Regions from separate parts of the Homo sapiens genome. Here region 1 is linked to region 2. A link is a loop called in an ENCODE intact Hi-C map of the cell type or tissue named here. Cell type or tissue: GM12878. All regions are shown on one strand.

Region 1 (2,500 bases), 600 kb after region 2:
AGGTCACCATGGGAAAGGGTATAGGCAATGAACCAGGCTAGGATGTGAGAGTGATCTCCCTAGAGATCGGCCACTTATCAGCACGGGCTCTAACTCTTGCCTGCTAGACTGGTCCTCCTGGAGGGCAGGAGGCACATTGGTCCTGTTCACCAAGGTGGTTCCAGTGCTGGACACAGGGACTGGTACCTTCTAACTGCAGGAGTGGAGGATGGGTAGATAGGTGGATGAATGGATCGATGGGTAAATGGATGGACAGATGGATGGATGAATGGACAGAGGATGGATGAATGGACGGATAGATGGATGGATGGATGCTTAGACAAATAGATGAATGGACTGATGGATGGATGGATGGATGGATGGGTGGACAAATGCATGCATAAATAGATGGAGGCAGGGGGAGAATGAGGGGCTAGAGTCAACGGACTTACTGACTCTGAACTGGGTAGACTGAGAACACAGCCTTTGGAGACACCACCCAACTTCAATTTCTAGTTTGGACACTTCACATCTGCTTAATTTTCATCCAACTTATTGCCTTAGTTTTCATTATTTCAATCAGTAAAACAGAAATGAAAATAATAGCTCTTAACTTGCCAGATGTTATAAGAATTCAATAAAAGCATGTCTTTTTAGTCCTTCCACAGTGTTTGGTGCATTCGATAAATGCACCTCATCATCACCATAGTTGCAATGTTTGTGCCTCCTGGGTAGGGAACATTTGCATCAACCTCTCTGCCCCACAAACTCATCTTAAACTGAAACCACACATCTTGTGGCCAAAAATTATGGCAAAGCGTGCCCTGGGAGGAGAAACAAATGCCTCTTACCACATTACCTCATTAGCATCCACTGACACATTAGCCTGGATTAGATGTCCAGATAAGCAGTAGTCACCTGGCTGGGACAAACTAGGCCTGGGACAGGACAAATCCATTCATTGCCCCTAGGTGGCCCTGAAAGATGAGACACCCTCGTCCACACACACAAAGCTTGAGAATGGGTCCCACCCCTTCCTCATCTGGCAGGGTGTCTGGGTTTGCAGTTCCTGACACTAATAATGCCAGTGTCCAGGTTCAGGGCTAAGGTGACACCCCACCCCACACCCATCTTCTTTGTGATGCCTCTGGCTTCCAATCGGGAAGGGGGCAACCGAACCCAGAGAGCACATGGGCACCATCTGATGAGCATCTGCGGGCAAACGGGTAGTTTCTGTTGCAGGCGGAAGGAAGTGTCCGCAAGATGATCCGCACTGCATGTTTATTGAGGTAACTCTCCAGTGTGCTGCAGACCCAGGCTCTCAGGTACAAGTGGCGGGCTCCTCAGTGGGCCAACCACAGAGCGGTCTGAAGGAATGGAGCAGCAGGAAGTCTGTTGTGGTTGAAAGAAAGGCCATTGTCCCCGGCCAAAGAACCCTGAACAATATCCTCTTGCCCCCTCCTCCGCTTCTCCCTTGGTTAGAGAGAGCTGAATTCAAGACTCCTCTCTCTAGCCAATTTCAACTTCCATTCTTGACTGTTGAAAATATAATAGTACACAGCTTGAAGGATTAAATGAGTTCATGCACAAAGAGGGTTTAGAACAGTGCCTGGCAAACAGAATAGAGAACGCAGAAATAAACCCACACTTTAATATCAACTCATTTTTGACAAAGGCTGGGGAAAGGAAAGTCTTCGATAAGTAGTGCTGGAAAAACGGGATAGCCATTACCTATGGATAAACTTAAGAATGAAACTAGGCCCCATCACTCACCATACACAAAAACCAAATCAAAATAGATTAAAGACTTAAATCTAAGACCCGAGACTATGAGACGACTAGAGAAAAAAACATTGGGGAGACACTTCAGGACGCTGAGCAAGAATTTTTTTTGGGTAAGACCACAAAAGCACAGGCAACAAAAGCAAAAATAGACAAACGGGATCACATCAAGCTACAAAGCTTCTGCACGGCAAACAATCAACAAATTAAATAATCTACAAAATGGAAGAAAATATTTGCAAACTACCCATCTGACAAGGGATTAATAACCAAAATATATAAAGAACTCAAACAACTCAACAGCAAAAAAACAAGTAGTCCAATTTTTTAAACAGGCAAAAGAGCTGAACAGATATTTCTCAAAAGAAGACATACGAATGGCCAATGGATATATAAAAAAATGCACAGCATCACTAATCACCAGGGAACTGTGAGTCAAAAGCACAGTGAGATATCATCTCACCCCACCTGAAAGGGCTTTTATCAAGAAGACAAAAAATAACAGACGCTGGTGAGGATGTGAGAAAATGGAACACTCATACACTGTTGGTGGGAATGTAAATTAGTACAGCCACTATGGAGAAGAGTATGAAGGTTCTTCACAAGCTAAAAACAGAACTACCATATGATCTGGCAATCCCACTACTGTGTCTACACAGGAAAGGATTAATTATCCAAAGGAAAGGAAATCAATAAATCCAAGAGCTATCTGCACTCCCATGCTTACTGCAACATTCTT
Region 2 (2,500 bases):
ATTCAGATCCCCGGCATAAAAGTGACCCTTGTCTAGGGTCTCTTTCTCAATGAATGCAACACCATGGGACTTGTTCTTACACATCTTTTAACTCTGCACCTACCAGCCTGTGTGGTACATTGTAGGTGCTCAGTAAAGGCTCATTTCAACAGAAATTTCATTTTTTTACCCTCATGGTTTTGTGCCTTTCCCAACACACCGTGTATACATCCATTCATCCACCCAGGAATCACCATATGGGTACTGGGGATGTACAGCCAAATATGATATTGTGTTTAGTCTCATGGGTCTTATGAGTTAATGGGTGAGATGTCAGCTGTCTGAGTTTCAGTAACACCATCTATTAATGGATCATAATATTACTGACTCCATGGGGTTGTTGTGAAGATGAAATGGGATAACGCACAGAGTGCTCTTGGCACGGTGCCTGACATTGAAACTATTCAATCAATTTTAGTTTTATTACTATTGCAGTAGTTGATATAGCTTAAGCCTGGCTCAAACAGAGACGAGAACATGATTTGTGGGCATCTCTCCACGCCATGGGTATAAGCGTCTTACAAGTTACAGGATCATTAAAGTACTTTGTAAATTACTTGGCATTTCATAAGGCGTTTATTTTTATTTTTTAATTTTTGTGAGTACATAGTAGGTGTATATATATATGGGGTAAGTGAGATATTTTGATACAGGCATGTAATGTGGAATAAACACATCAAGGTAAATGGGGTATCCATCAATAAGGTGTTTTTATATTTACTGATCTGGCTATTATTCTTGTCCTCGTGTGATATCTCTGTCTTGTTTATCCTCTTCAAGGCTACCCTGTAAGTTTCATTTTGACCTGCTTTTATTCCTGTGCAAAAGTTAGCCAGCACAAAAGAGTAGCTTAATAATTTATTCTGGATTGAGACGCCCTTAGGGTCTGTCCATTAATTTCTTCCCTTCCAAAATGACTATAATTTTTTATTGTTTTTATTGGTTAAAAAGATGTATGTTCATTGCTTTAAAAAATGAAATGATACAAAGCGGTACAAAGTACAAAATACTTTATCAGTTGAAATAAATCACTCAGAGATACCTCTTTTAACATGTTGCTGAACCTTTTCCTTGAAATATCATTATACATTTCTCTGCAACTCTATCTAGTATTTCCATGTTACATGAATAGGGTCATTCTATGGAGCCAGCTCACTTTTTAGCCAGAAACTATCTGAGGAGGCTCTGGGAAAATTTCGTCTGGGGAGGCGCGCTTGCTCTCCCACAGGACCACCAGATGTCGCTGCTTCTGAATTTATCAGAATTTCCTGTCCCCAGGGCAGGCTGCAGAAATTAATGCTCAATGTTCCAATCCTGGGCCCTGGTTCGTACCATCCCTCTGGCCTAGGGCTGAAGATGAATTGATTTTGTTTTCAGTGACACCTGCAGAGGGCAAAAGTCATGCCCACACTGTGACATGGAGTGAACCTGTAGTGGCTCTTGGACTGAACAAGTTCTGACATGTGTGTTGGTTATGTTTGCACCTGTTTTCTCCTCCTCCCCCGTCCCCAAATTAGATCGTGAGATCCCTGCAGGAAGAGACTGAGTCCTGTAACCCAGAGTTCTCTTTCTGTAAAGCCCTCAATACCTGTTAAGTCTCAATTAAGAATAAGGTAGCTTGGGGACCTGGCATGGTAGCTCACACCTGTAATCCCAGCACTTTGGGGAGGCCCAGTTGGGTGGATCACTTGAGGCCAGGAGTTCGAGACCAGCCTGGCCAACATGGTGAAACTCTGTCTCTACTAAAAATACAAAAATTAGACAGGCGTGGTGGGGCATACCTGTAATCCCAGCTACTCGGGAGGCTGAGGCAGGAGAATTGCTTGAACCCAGGAGGTGGAGGCTGCAGTGAGCTGAGATCACACCACTGCACTCCAGCCTGGGCAACAGAGTGAGATTACATCTCAACCAAAAAAAAAAAAAAAAAAAAAAAGAAAAAAGAGATGGTGGCTAGGAAAATAGAGGCTAGAAAGAAAAAAAAAAGTAGGTGTTTTGAAAGCAGAAAACAAAGTATAAAAAATTATTGAGCTGGGAGTCAGAAAATCCAAATTTTACATTTGGATTAGGTCTTAATTCACTGGCTGACTTTGGACAAGCCTATTGACCTTTCTGGGGTCAAGTTGGTTTATGTATAGGAGGTTGGATAGAATGATCTCTCAACCTCTATTAGCTCTGACCTCCTTGGATACAAAAGTTCTTCTTGTCTTTTGTTGTTGTTTTTTGTTTGTTTTTGGGATGGGAGGATGTCAAATTGCATCTAGAAGTGAATCATTGGGCACCGTCAAGAAACCTGGGGAACTCAGGTCCTGGGGCATCCAGGGCAGGTCAGGCCTGAGGCTGAGCTGCACTTAACAATCCACCCTCCTTGCAGGGCCATTGGCGCCGGCCGCACCAGCACAGCCCATACATCATTATTAGATTCCCTTCATCATGCTAATTGACATGGGATGAAAAATATCCA

What was found. Hi-C counts contacts between places; a loop is a spot of excess contacts. Peaks named below come from ENCODE experiments on the same cell type or tissue, not always from the same donor. Only the 100,000 strongest peaks of a DNase experiment are listed, where the experiment ranks them.
Region 1: a loop joins it to region 2, with 10 times the contacts of the local background. A loop is called at or near these places in 49 of 110 quality-filtered maps.

Annotation. Positions count from the first base shown.
Region 1 is chr16:17,461,309-17,463,808 of GRCh38, forward strand. The region is part of intron 1 of XYLT1 (xylosyltransferase 1); the gene reads right to left. LOC107987234 (a long non-coding RNA gene) reads right to left here. Exons shown (of 2, transcript XR_001752091.2): 2 at 1-2,500. Among named protein-coding and RNA genes, the nearest start is that of XYLT1, 8.4 kb to the right of the region's middle. RefSeq lists an enhancer at 817-866. In GM12878, a CTCF peak has its summit at 971 (motif pointing right); no DNase peak of the experiment used is centred here; H3K4me3 peaks cover 1,248 bases; H3K27ac peaks cover 916 bases.
Region 2 is chr16:16,860,376-16,862,875 of GRCh38, forward strand. No RefSeq gene overlaps it. Among named protein-coding and RNA genes, the nearest start is that of NPIPA7, 480 kb to the left of the region's middle. In GM12878, a CTCF peak has its summit at 1,281 (motif pointing right); a DNase peak (open chromatin) is centred at 1,396.